2 separate regions of the Mus musculus genome follow, and region 2 is linked to region 1. A link is a contact called in ENCODE POLR2A ChIA-PET data. All regions are on one chromosome and are shown on one strand. The core of a region is the stretch at or near the end of the contact, and the rest is flanking DNA. Distances in the headings are between cores, read along the strand shown. Region 1 holds the start of Eif3a (eukaryotic translation initiation factor 3, subunit A). Region 2 holds the start of Grk5 (G protein-coupled receptor kinase 5).

What was found. ChIA-PET counts read pairs that join two places held with the same protein, here RNA polymerase II (POLR2A).
Region 2: POLR2A ChIA-PET joins it to region 1 with 13 read pairs in embryonic stem cell. The contact joins the promoter of Grk5 here to the promoter of Eif3a in region 1. POLR2A ChIA-PET finds 5 or more read pairs at or near these places in 3 of 5 experiments (Patski and embryonic stem cell).

What each region holds. Positions count from the first base shown.
Region 1 is chr19:60,789,141-60,795,493 of GRCm38, forward strand. Eif3a (eukaryotic translation initiation factor 3, subunit A) reads right to left here and starts at 1,553. Exons shown (of 22, transcript NM_010123.3): 1 at 1,329-1,553. The coding sequence starts at 1,377.
Region 2 is chr19:60,886,698-60,893,107 of GRCm38, forward strand. Grk5 (G protein-coupled receptor kinase 5) reads left to right here and starts at 3,052. Exons shown (of 16, transcript NM_018869.3): 1 at 3,052-3,934. The coding sequence starts at 3,883.

The DNA of each region.
Region 1 (6,353 bases), core at 303-2,802:
CTATCCAATTCCATTTTCTACAGCACAATGCAATTCTAAGTTTCAAAACATTAAAAGTCCTAAATTAGCTAGTTCTATTTTCAATAATAGATTAGTACTAGAGGTATTGGGTGACCCACAGTGCATTATTATTCTACTCCAGACTGCTTCCTAACCACAAAAAATATTAATGTATGTAACCAACACATCTTCATTCCTGAAAATTATCAGCAGTATTCTTTTATTATAAGTTTTGAGTCAAATGGCCTTTTCACAAAATGTAACTTCCACTTCTAACAAGCTTGCCAAACAAAAACCTGCAACATACATGGTTTATTTTTCCAGTTTGGACTGGAAGGGTTGAAAAGGGCACAAATACTGAATTATCAGGTTTTATTTTAAAAAATAAAAAGCAATTTTTAAAGGTCAGATCAGATATGCGCACACGAGTTTTCCACGACACAATGTCAGAGATCCGGGCAAGTCTTTCCTGCAAGCACTAGGCTTAATTAAGCACACGTATGGAAATAGAAATAGCACTCAGTGGCTCTGCGGTGGAGGAAAAACAAAAAAACAAAAAACAAAAAGCTGATCTGGATATCAAGAGACCTTGGTCTTAGTTTTCTGACACTCCCAAGTGACCTTGGGGAAATCACTCTTTCTAGGGCTTGTCTGGGTAGATCATTTTTAAATCCCTAAAGAATACTAACTTTACTGGATTCGAAATACTTTCGAAATGACCCTCATCATTTCGGGGGGTGGGGGGGAGGACACCACAGGAAACAAGTTAATGGAGCAGAGGCCTGAAGTGCAAACTAGTAGTGAGGGAAGTAGACCCTGACCCAGAAGGCCTCCGCGTGGGATCAGGAACCAGACGTGCCCGAGAGGTGGAGTGAAGGTAGACTAGCCGGCTCCCGACCCCGGCGGGAGGTGGAGCGGAGGTTCTCGCGTGCATTGTCCCCGGGAGGGAGCCATGTTTCCTCCTCCCGGCACTCCCAGATGGCGGCAGGGAGCGCGGGGCTTCCCAAGCAGCCCGCGGGTTTGAAAAGCCAGCAGAAGGCCGATCGTAGCGAAGAATCGCAAGACCCGAGAGTCCTGACCCGCTGGGCCGTGGCCCTGCGACGCAAGCCTCGGGCGGCAGCCACTCAACACACACCAGAGCGACGGTTCCTGATCCGCGCCTTCCGCCGCGGCCCGCTTGAGTAGGGAGGCCGTGCGCAGACGCGGCCCGGTGGCGGCGGCCGTGACCACTGGCCTCCACAGCCCGGGCTGCGGGCAGCAGGCGGAGGCCCTCGAAACTCCCAGGCCTCGGGCCGGCCCTGCGCGGCGCGACCCGCTGCCTTACTCACCGTTGGCGCGCTTGAGGGCATTTTCCGGCCTCTGGAAATAGGCCGGCATCTTGACGGTACGCTCAGTTCACCCGGCGTCAGCGAACTCCCTAGTGGCCTGGACCGGGAGAGAAGGCGGAGGGGAACTAGCGCGAGCTTCCACGCGCCTCGCCAGCAGATGCCCGCGCCCAGCCGGCCAGAGACGGAAAGGAAGGAACCACGTGATTCCCTCGCGGCGGCAGCGCCGCCGCCCGAGCCCCGGATGTAGGAGGCAGGCCTTTGCGCATGTTCCGCCTTTCTCCGCGCGCAGGCGCGCTGGCGTCTCGAGCGCGGGCTGACGTGGCGCTGGGTGCCGAGCAGCGCGAGCTGTGGTGTTCTTTGGTTGCGGGAGGGAACCTTCGGGACCGTTTTCTCCGACCACCTCTGCCCCCCGCGGACACAGAGTGGGAAAGGGAAATTTGCGGTCTGATCTGCGACGAGAAAAGGCAGTGTCTACACAGTCATAGCCAAAATGACGTGCGCGGAAGCAGGCCGCGTTAGGGTCGCATCGCCTCTGCCGGGACCTCTCCTGGAAAGGTTGAAAATACTGAACGGAAGTGCTGACCCCGTATCGCTGGCCAGTGGTGTTCATCCCTGAAAAATAGGTCACCAGTCACTTGATTGACAAGGAAGGGGAGGGAACAAACGAATAATAAACAGAGTTATTTGGTATCCTCCTAGGGTTAGTGTCCCAAGGATTCCCGAAAGAAGGGGAGTAGAAGACCCAGGAACCTGGCTTGTATATTTGAAAATACGCGAGTGTCATCGATTTTTACATACAGCTCACGTCACAAACAAATATAAGAAATGTGTTGGTGAAGAAATGGCTTATTGCAAGCCATGTCTTTTATTGCTACCTAACAAATGTAGTGTTCACAGATTAATTACTATGCTTAGAGCTTGAAAGCCATTTAAACCGCGTCGAATTATTAGGCTCTTGGTAGGAAATTAACTTGAGTTCAGGGCTGTGGCTGTACAGTGGCTGAGCGCTCCTCTAGCACACACAGGGGCCTCCATAATCCCTGGCACCACACAAAGGTTCAGAGAAAATTCAGGAAGAAAAGAATAAATTATTGTAAGTTTATTACATATTTTACAATAGTATGGGACATGTGAGTTAATGAGATACTGTGTCAATGAATGAGGAAACCTTAAAAAATAAATAAAACCTGAGCGTGGTGAGAATCTACGCCTTTGGCCTTTGATCCCAGCACTCAGGAGGCAGAGTCAGGCAGATCCCTGTTAGTTCCAGGCCAGCCTGGTCTATACAGGGAGTTCTATAGACCAAAGCTACACAGAGGAAAACCTTTCTCGAAAAACAAATTAATGAGAAATATTTTAAAGCTATTTAAAGGTCTGAAGAGATACTAATCTTGCAGAGCACTCTAGTTCAGCCACATCAGACTGCTCATAACCACCTATAACTCTAGTTTTGGAGTATCTATCATCTCTGGCTTACCCAACACTTGCATTCACATGAACATACCCACTCAAAGATACAGGGCACACTAAAAACAATAAAAAATATGTTAAAGTTCATTTCAAGAGTTCTTCCTCCAGAATGCTTAGACCATGCTAAATCATGAACTTTCACCTTCCAAAACAAGTACCCGGACAGGATTGGTGTAAAAGAGCATCCAGTATTTACAAGCTTTACCAACTGTTTTATGGGCATGATCAAAGGGTTTCTTTGTGTATATTATAGTTAAGTCAAATTTTAAAAGCCAAACATAAAGAGCAAATAGTTCTTTCATGCAGTTTTTAATTACATAAAAATTACTTCATAGGCTAAAGAAAGACTCAAGCAGTAAAATAAAAAGAAACTTGGCCTAAATATCAGAAAAGGCTTTCTCACATTCTCGACTCCATTATCATAACAAAAAATAGTAAAATAGAAGCTGAAGAAATGGCTTAGCAGTTAAGAGCACTTTTTGCTCCTGAAGAGAGAATCCAGGTTTGATTCTAAGCATCCATAAGATGGTTTATAACCATCCATCCATAACTCTAGTTCTAGGATATCTTACACCTTTGACCTCTACAAGCACCAGGCACACACATTGTACATAAACATTCATAAGGGAAAATAGTCATGAAGGTAAAGTGTGTTTAACATTACCTATTTGGTAGGCCCACAGTCAGTTGACCACTAGAAAATTAAAAGAAGTGAAATGAAATATCCCTCATATTGATGATTTCCCCTTTGTGTTATTTAAAGCATATTAATCATCGGTGACATATAGACAATGATCACATGTGTGCATTAAAAAAATGAGTCAAATTAGTTATATACAGTGGCTGGTATGTAATCCAAACCACTCAAAGCCTAAGACAGAAAGATTGCTTGAACCTCAGAGTTCAAGAACAGCTGAGCAGCAAATAAGACACCACCTCCAACAATTTACTTAGAGTCTGGTACTCATTTTTTTTTTAAGATTTATTACATGTAAGTACACTATAGCTGTCTTCAGACACTCCAGAAGAGGGCATCAGATCTTGTTACAGATGGTTGTAAGCCACCATATGGTTGCTGGGATTTGAACTCAGGACCTTCGGAAGAGCATTTGGTACTCTTAACCACTGAGCCATCTCTCCAGCCCCGAGTCTGGTACTCTTTGTTAATGAAAATAATAATGCTGATTATCGGGGGTAAATACATTCCTCCAACAGGCTTTTGGTACCAGCTAGCAGCCATAATGTTGAGTGTTAGAGATATTAAAGTCTCAATGCTTCATTTCAAAGAATTCGTGAGTCCCTGGTAAAAATAGATGCTTATACAATGAAAATTGAAATAGAATCTAATTGGACCAAGAGGAAAGCATAATTGCCAGCTGATTAATACTCACTTAGCAGAAAACAACCATTCAGGCATGTCAAAAGTTGATAAATATTTTTTTCCTTGTCAAGTTACTTTTGTACTTCCTGAGATAATTTCTCTAATACAATATAGGGAGTGGTTTTGAGAGGGGTTCAGTTTTTCTCTTTTGTTTTGCTTTTGAGATATGATCTCACTGTGCAATGAAAACATTACAAAGTGGCCTAGAATTTTCAATTCCCCCTTAGTCTGAAGTGTGCTCAAGCTACAGGCATGCACCAACATTTATCATTTTATTTTCAAGAATATGGGAATGTACTTATAATCTATGATTCATAGTAATGCGTTCATTCAGCAAATCTTTATCAAGTGTGTACCATGTGCCAAGCATAACAAATATACATTTCTGATAGGTGTAAGGGTTACAACAGCAAATAAAATAGTCTAACTTCGTACTTTAGTAGAATCCTAGGAAGAAGCCCATAATCTCCATGAAAACAGAAACCACTGCAGTGCAGATTCTTCTGTTGCTCCAGGCCCACACTGTGTCTTTCTGTACCTAAAAGACCCTGCCCATCTCCTGCCATCATTTCATTAGGAACCAGTCATTCCATTTTATTTTATTTTATTTTATTTTATTTTATTTTATTTTATTTTTGAAACAGTCTCACTACGTAGTCTGGCTGGCCAGAAGCAAGAGATCCACCTGCCCTTGCCTCCTAAATCTGAGATTAATGACCCCTACCCACCTAACCCTACCCTTGCTTTTAAAACCAACCTTCTCATTCAGGTTTTGCCTAAGTATTACTTCCTCCAGAAATTTTCCTTGGCACCAGATAAGGCTAGATGCCAAAAATTTAAACATTAGTTGGGTGTAGTGGCATATGCCTTTAGACCCAGCACTCCGGAGGCAGACTCAGGCATCTGTGAGTTTCAAGATAGCCAGGAGTACAAAGAGAGACCATGTCTCAATATATATGTTGAACATTAATAACATCATGTCTTATCCTTTATTATACGTAAGAATGGATAAGGATGATAATTTGTAGTGTTTACAAGTGTATCTGAATGCTTGGCAGAGCAACAGTCGGATAGGCTGCTTAAAAACTAATCATGGAAGATTAACAAATGAAAATCCACAACAATATTTAAATAAGACTTTCCAGTTCTATCTGTAGGGAAGAACAAGATTAGAAGCCCAATGTGTTTCATCTTTAGTTCTTAGCACATCTGCCCTTCTACTTCCAGTTTCCCAAATGTTTAAACACAAGAACACAAATATAAATGAAAATACACTGGTCTCTTCACAAAGCTCCTGAGTACACTGGTTCTAAGCCTGTCACTACACTGAAGTTCAATTGTGATTTTTCTGAGTGTCCACACATAGTGTGCTTTTCTATACCAGACTACCAACCCCTCAACACAATACTTCAGGCTCCAACTCAAAGCCTTCCATTATCAAACCATTCTTGACCATAAGGTACCTTAGCTGCCCCACTCCCTGTGCTCTTGGCCCATAGCACTATTTTTTTTAATTAATTAATTTATTTATTATATGTAAGTACACTGTAGCTGTCTTCAGACACTCCAGAAGAGGCAGTCAGATCTTGTTACGGATGGTTGTGAGCCACCATGTGGTTGCTGGGGTTTGAACTCCAGACCTTTGAAAGAGCAGTCAGGTGCTCTTACCCACTGAGCCATCTCACCAGCCCCCATAGCACTATTAAATTCCATCAAAGAGCCAGGCTTGGTGGCACATGCCTTTAATCCCAGCACTTGGGAGGCAGAGGCAGGCGGATTTCTGAGTTCGAGACCAGCCTGGTCTACAAAGTGAGTTCCAGGACAGCCAGGGCTATACAGAGAAACCCTAACTTGAAAAACAAAACAAAACAAAAAATAAAAATAAAAAATTCCATCAAAGTACCCATCTCTCTGGTCACCCTGCTCATCCTGCAGCCCTGGGAAAGGGCTGGCTGAGCTCCTTCTTAAGTCTACTGGCCCCCAGAGCGGAGATCAGACACCAGCCACTGCTTCTCCGTAATTACTCTCAGAGCTCACTACTGGCAGCTTAGACCAAAGCTTCTTATAGGGATTATGTAACTGAGTGTGGTAGTTGCAAAATGTTAGGCAACAGTGAAAGGTTCCTGAACACACAGCCAAAAATTAATTCAAAATCCAGTGCATAGTAAACCTGG
Region 2 (6,410 bases), core at 1,802-4,301, 99 kb after region 1:
AGTATGCCAGCTAGGAACTGAAGGATGCTGGGAGAACATGGTGGCTAGGTCTGCTTTGGTATGTAAAAATATGCACCTCAGCTGTTTGTTCTGGGGGTCTGAAACCCAACAATTGCTCTGATTCCAGTGTTTGTAGCCCACTTACTTTCTTGCTGGTGGTAATGGAAGTTGCCTGTACTCCTGCAATACTTGGCAAATTAAACATTGAACAAAGAGACAAGAGAAAAAAAAAGGAATATTTCTATTTCCAGCACCTTCAGCTGCAAGCTGAGAGGCCAAAAAGGTCAGTAGGATTCAGAAAGCCAGTGTAATGACTGAGGAACGAATGTACACTTTAGAATGACGATAGACTGTGGTCGTCCAGAATAGTAGATGTCGGTTTATAAACACTCTGACCCAACAGCTTTTATCCATGGGAGATAGAGGTGCCTCTGGAAGAGACCCTGGTTTTTTGTTTGTTTGTTTTTTCCTTTTCCTTTTTAGCTTTGAGGATCCAGTGTGTAGCTTGTCAGCTTTTGTCTTTCTCATTATTGCATACTCACAGGATCCTCATTTTGATTTCCATACTTGCTCTCAGTTGGCTGTCAACAATTCCCTAATTAGTTATTGATACTTAATTGATGACTCTTCCTCAAAACAAACTCATTTTTCACAGGGGACCGTGAATTATTATTGTAGCTAATTGAAAAGAATGAAATGATCACAGTGGAATTATGGATGGAAATAGAAAATGCCCTAAAATCTTAACCATTTAGTCAACTGTCTGCTTTTCCTTACAAGTTCACTGTGGCAACAAAACAAAATTTCAGAACCATGGCATCCAATCTGTACCAGGCAGAGATCAGTGAATGAACTCTCTGATCTATCTGCCAGGCTCAAATCCTAGGATTTATTTATTTATAGACAGGGTTTCTCTGTGTAGCCCTGGTTGTCCTGGAACTCACTCTGTAGACCAGGCTGGCCTTGAAGTCAGAGGTCTTCCTGCCTCTGCCTCCCAAGCACTGGGACTAAAGGTATGCATCTCCATTGCTAGGACTTTTACTTACTAGTGTGTAACCCCAGGAAAATAATAAAACCTCTTCTTATCTACAAAATACAGCTATATTTCCTATCTCATCCGGACGTTGTGTTCAAGTTGATAATCCATGTCAAACAGCACAGGCCTGGTTCCCCACTGGGGTTGAATAAATGCTATCATTGTTCCATTCTTGCACTGGAATGTCCTAATTTCCTCAGAGAGGCACAGATAACTTGACCTACAACCATTTATTTTGTAGGAAAGATGTATCACCCTGTAGTGGAGAGAGAACTGTTCAAGCTAAGACCCACTTGCTGTATCTGTTGGGCCTTATTCTGGATCTGCATATCTCTGTAAAATGGAGAAAGGCAGGCCTTTACAGAGAGGCAAACAAGCATGCTTCTATCTACCAGAGAGGAAAACTACTGCTGACTCGGGTTGGGGCTGGATATTAGAAAATAGAGTGGTATGAGTTACAGTCAACAGAGCTTTGCTACTCAAGAGGGTGGTGTGTTTCCTCACAGAAATTTCAGGATCTGCCCTAGATCTACATCTGCATTTTAATCAGAATCTGCATTGTTAAAAATCTTTAGGACTGGTAAACACAGGAAGTTTGTAACCAGGTCAAACTTAATCATTAAAAAAAATGTTATGGAACTCCAACAGTGGTGTCCCAGCACTTGGGAGGCAGACACAGGCAGATCTCTTTGAGTTTGAGGCCAGTTTCATCCACAGAGCTAGTTCCAGGACAGCAAGGGCTACACAAGGAAATTTTATCAAAAAAGGAAACAAAACAAAAATGTTTTGGAGATGAAATATTATGGCTTAGTGTTTAACAGCACTCACTGCTCTTACAGAGGACCCAGGCAGCAGAATCAGGAACTATAGGCCAGCCTGGGTTTTATGAATCCCTGTTTCAAAAAAAAAAAAAAAGTGGGAAAAAATGGTGAAAAAAGTCAATAAACGGGCTGGAGAGATGGCTCAGTGGTTAAGAGCACTGACTGCTCTTCTGAAGGTCCTGAATTCAAGTCCCAGCAACCACATGGTGGCTCACAACCATCCATAAGGAGATGAGATGTGACACCCTCTTCTGATGTGTCTGAAGACAGCTAAAGTGTACTTACATATAACTTTCTTTTTGAGAGAGATTCCTTCATCACACGTTGGGGCTCTGGGAATGAGAGTCTGTAGTAAAGTCTAAGTTTAGATTGCTTAGAACAGTAGTAATTCCTGTGCTGTCAGGTGCTCAAGTTGTTTGCTCAACTCTCTGTCTTCTGACAAGCAAACTTAACTCTTCTTGTAGACAAGTGAGGCCCACTGATCCAAGTCCAGACACTAGGCAAGTGGTGGTGGCAGATATACCCACTAGGAAAAAGACTATCACTAACTGTTAGAACCAGCACTAGTCTGGTAACCACACTTAAAACACCATTAGCTCCAATGCTTAATGACTGTTTTCCATTTCTCTAGGCCCCTCCCTATTTCCTGGCTGCTCTGGGGACAGCCGGCTTTTCCTTCTCTTGGACACAGAAGCCTCAGACTAGTTTCAGAACGGATATCCGGCCCGAAAGGCCCAGAGGAGGCAAAGGCCTCATTGTTCCCTGGGACCTGGCAGCCCCGCCCCCAGCTCTTAGGACTCTCCTCGAAAGACTCCAGGTGACCGGACAGCTAATTTCCCAGCATTAGAAGTTTTGGGGAAAGAGGAGCTGGGACCAGATCTGGAGTCCGAGGTTCTGAAAGTGTAAGGAGCCAAGTGCTCCAAGATAAACAAGCCTGGAATTTGAATGCCTTTTCATGCTGGCTTGGCTTGTTACTCATCAACATTTCCACAGAAGATTCGATTTCTTATGTGTTTTTAGTAATTCGACTACAATATGTTTGGTTATAATGAAAATCTTGGGGTTTTGGGCTCCCGGGCTTGCAAAGTGAAGCTGCTCTGTGCGTGGGGATCCCGAGAGTCCCAGGCGCCTGCCTTCTGGTTCCCATAGACGCGCCGTCGCCAGGGGGCGCGCATACTTCGTGCCTAGAGATCAGCGGCCGCCAGGTCGCCCCGGGCTGGCCGAACCCCTTGCTGCCCGGAAACAAAGTGCACCTTTGTCAGAGACCTGGCGCGTGTGAGCGGCAGACGGCGGGCCGCGCGGAACCCCAGGAGCGCGCCTTCGCTCGGGTCTCAGCTCACTCCTGGGCCTCCCACAGCAGCGTTCTGCCGCCTTGGCTTGTGCTTTCCGCTTTCTCGGATCTTGGCGGGACAGGAAAGGGACTCTGCGCTCCAGGAGTGGGGGTTTCGTTTTGGCTGAGTCGTTTTTGACTCCTGCCGGCGAGGCTGGGCCGCCTGGGCTCAGCGCCATACCGGCAGCAGTCCTGCTCCACAGTCCCGGTGCAATAGAGCCCTCGCCCCGTCAGACGCGGGACTACAATTCCCAGCACTCCTCGCGTTCAGAGCGCGCGGTGGGAGTTGCCTCCGGGCAGACGCCTGCGCGCTGCAGCGGCTCGAGCCTGGAGTACCACACCCCCGGGAGGGGAACGAGGGGAGGCTGAAGCATCCGAAGCATTAAAGCATCCGAGGGAGCCGGAGGGGAGGAGAATGGAGTGACAGAGACGCGCGGAGGGTGGGGGGTGGGGGGGAAAGTGTTGAGGGAGGGGGGAGGGGGGACACAGAGGGAGGAAGAAGCGGCGGCGGCGTCTCTTCGGTGCAGAGGGGGAAACTCCGCGGGCTCCGAGAAAGAATAATGCGGTAGCAGGCAGGCTGCTTGCTCTGGGGTTTGGCAGCAGCGGCGGCAGCTCGAGCAGTGGCAGCGGCAGCGGCATCACCCCAGACGCTGACAGCACAGCCGGCCGGCTCCCTCGCTGACTGCCGACTGTCAATGGAGCTGGAAAACATCGTGGCCAACACGGTCTTGCTGAAAGCCCGGGAAGGTAAGCTCGGGTGGTCCGGTGCGTGCACGGCGCGTTTGCCGCGGGCCGGGGTGCGGGTGTCGGGTGACAAGCGGGCGTGCAGGATGCTCACAGTGAGTTGGTGCGAGTGGTACAGCTTGGAGATCTGTCTGCAAATATTGAGAGACTTCTGAGCCTTGGGCTCAGAAGATAGGGACCGGGGCAAAGACAGTTGCAGGGACGAGTTAAGATGCTAAAATATCCTCTAGTTTCCAACTGAACCTTAGAAATCGTTCGATCTCCGCAGCTGTTGAAAGGGCAGTTGGAAAAGCATTCTTTTAGGAGATAGAAGCAAGAAAACGTGCCAATAAAACAGTCTTTAGAGTTGGCCCGGGATGGTTTTAAGAATGTGAAAAAACTCTCTCCTCTCTCTCTTTCTCCTCTCTCCTCTGTCTCTTCTCTTTCTCCTCTCCTCTGTTTCTTCTCTTCCAATCCTCTTCTCTCTCTCTCTCTCTCTCTCTCTCTCTCTCTCTCTCTCTCTCTCTCTCTCTCTCTCTCTCTCTCTCTCTCTCTCTCGTGTATGTGTGTGTGTGTGTGTGTGTGTGTGTGTGTGTGTGTGTGTTGTGGGATTGGAATTAGCAAAAACCAAGTCTTTGCTTGCGCAGGCTGAGTTGATAAAGACTATTGGTGGAAATCATCCTCTGGGAAATTTTCTTAGGGAAATCCCGTCGTTGTGTGGAAGGAAGCCTTTTAAAGGCAAAGTAAGATGTTGAGGAATTAGCCAGTTTATAGAATAATGAAAGGGCGGCTTTACAAGTCACTGAGAAAATAATTTAAATTTTTTTAGGGTGGATTGTTGTTATTAACCACCCCAGCTCCCACCCTGAGGTAGATAAGGCTTAGTTATAGACAAGTGTGCTGCTGTGTTTTGTATGCATCTCACTAAATTTCTGCATTTAGCTGTCAGGAATAGGTAAGATCCTTAGTAATACCCAGTACCAGGCATTTTGATTTTTGATTTTTGATTTGAAAAAGTATTTGGGGTGACAGAAACTTCGATGTCCAAAAAGGTTTGTGTTACATGAATGTAAACATACATATTTAGGAAAACTTGGAATTTATGTAACATCGCATTTGCCAAGATTTGGATTCTGGTGTGCAACCATTCTATAAGAAGGGGGAGGGTTTGTTGTTGTTGTTGTTGTTTTCCTGTCCTGGGAGAAAATTGTATTTGATATCCAGGGCAGACAGAGTAAGTTTTTTCCCTTCAGAAGGATTCTCTGCAAGTAGCCCGGGAAAATGCCATCCCTACTTCATAATGTTTTCATTCAGCCACTTTGATGAATGAAGGAAGATTTTCTGGCCAGCAATAAAACAACTCATGTTTATCCAGCCCATTCCACCACCTTGTGGCTCAGTACATGGTGTGTGGTGGTATACAACCCACCTTGTGCTATATTTCAGCAACTCATCTTGACACTTTGAGGTCACTTGTCATCCTAAAACAGCCACCTGGAAGGCTTGTTTTGGAAGTCCCCAAAGGAGGAAATGCTCTGAAATCTGAGTAGAGTTTCAGATATTTAGGTCTCCCTCCTCTACTGCCCTTTCCCCTAACTTATTTAGAGGTGGGACTAAAGTTTTTGTCCCCTCACCTCCACTAACCTGATATTTTTAGTGAAGTAATACTAGGTGTAGAGTAGGCAGTTCTTCACTGGGATGGGGACAGTGTCTGGAGGTGAAGAAGAAAGCTCCTGCCTGCAAGCTTTGCAGCCTGCCACCTAGTGGTGGGACACAATGGTACATCTCAGGACTCCAGGTTGGGCAAATTGTCTATTAATTCTAAAATTATTTCTTGGGAAATCTCTGGGTATGATTCTATGGGAATCTCTGGGCATGGAGGCCTTTGTATGTTCCACTGATTTATTCTGTTTCCCGGGAGTTAGCTCCTTTGGATTCTCTATGCTATACATTTATTTATTCCCTCAGCACTGACTTCTTTGCGAATGTTTCACTTAGAGTTAGAAAGTTTTCCCCATCTCCAGTTATTATCTCCACTGTTTTTACTGAATACTGGCTGGTATTTTTGTTTATCGGGTTAGTATATAGGTTTTTCCGGAGTCTTAGAGAGGAAAGCTGTGGACTAGAAGTATAAGTGGAATGATGGACTCCCATTGGGGCCAAATTACTGTGATTAGAAGTACTCAAGAATGTGCCCTTTGTTTTTTTTCCTTTTAAAGTCTTTTAGTTTTCCTGTGAGAGTTCAATAGACATCTCCTGGTGAGAAACAGCTTTTAAGAATGCTTTCCAGATGAGAGGGCTTTGCCTGCAAGGAAACAGAGAAATTGACATATGAGCGATAAATTAATCATGTACATGGAAGCTCAATTTTAAAACTTGTATTTAACGTTTCCCCTTTTATGTCTAAAAAGAGTCTACAATTTTAAGTACTTCTGTTCAATAAAGACTAGGACTTTATTGAGGCTTTAAACTTATCCCAATTAACATGGAAGAGTCTAGA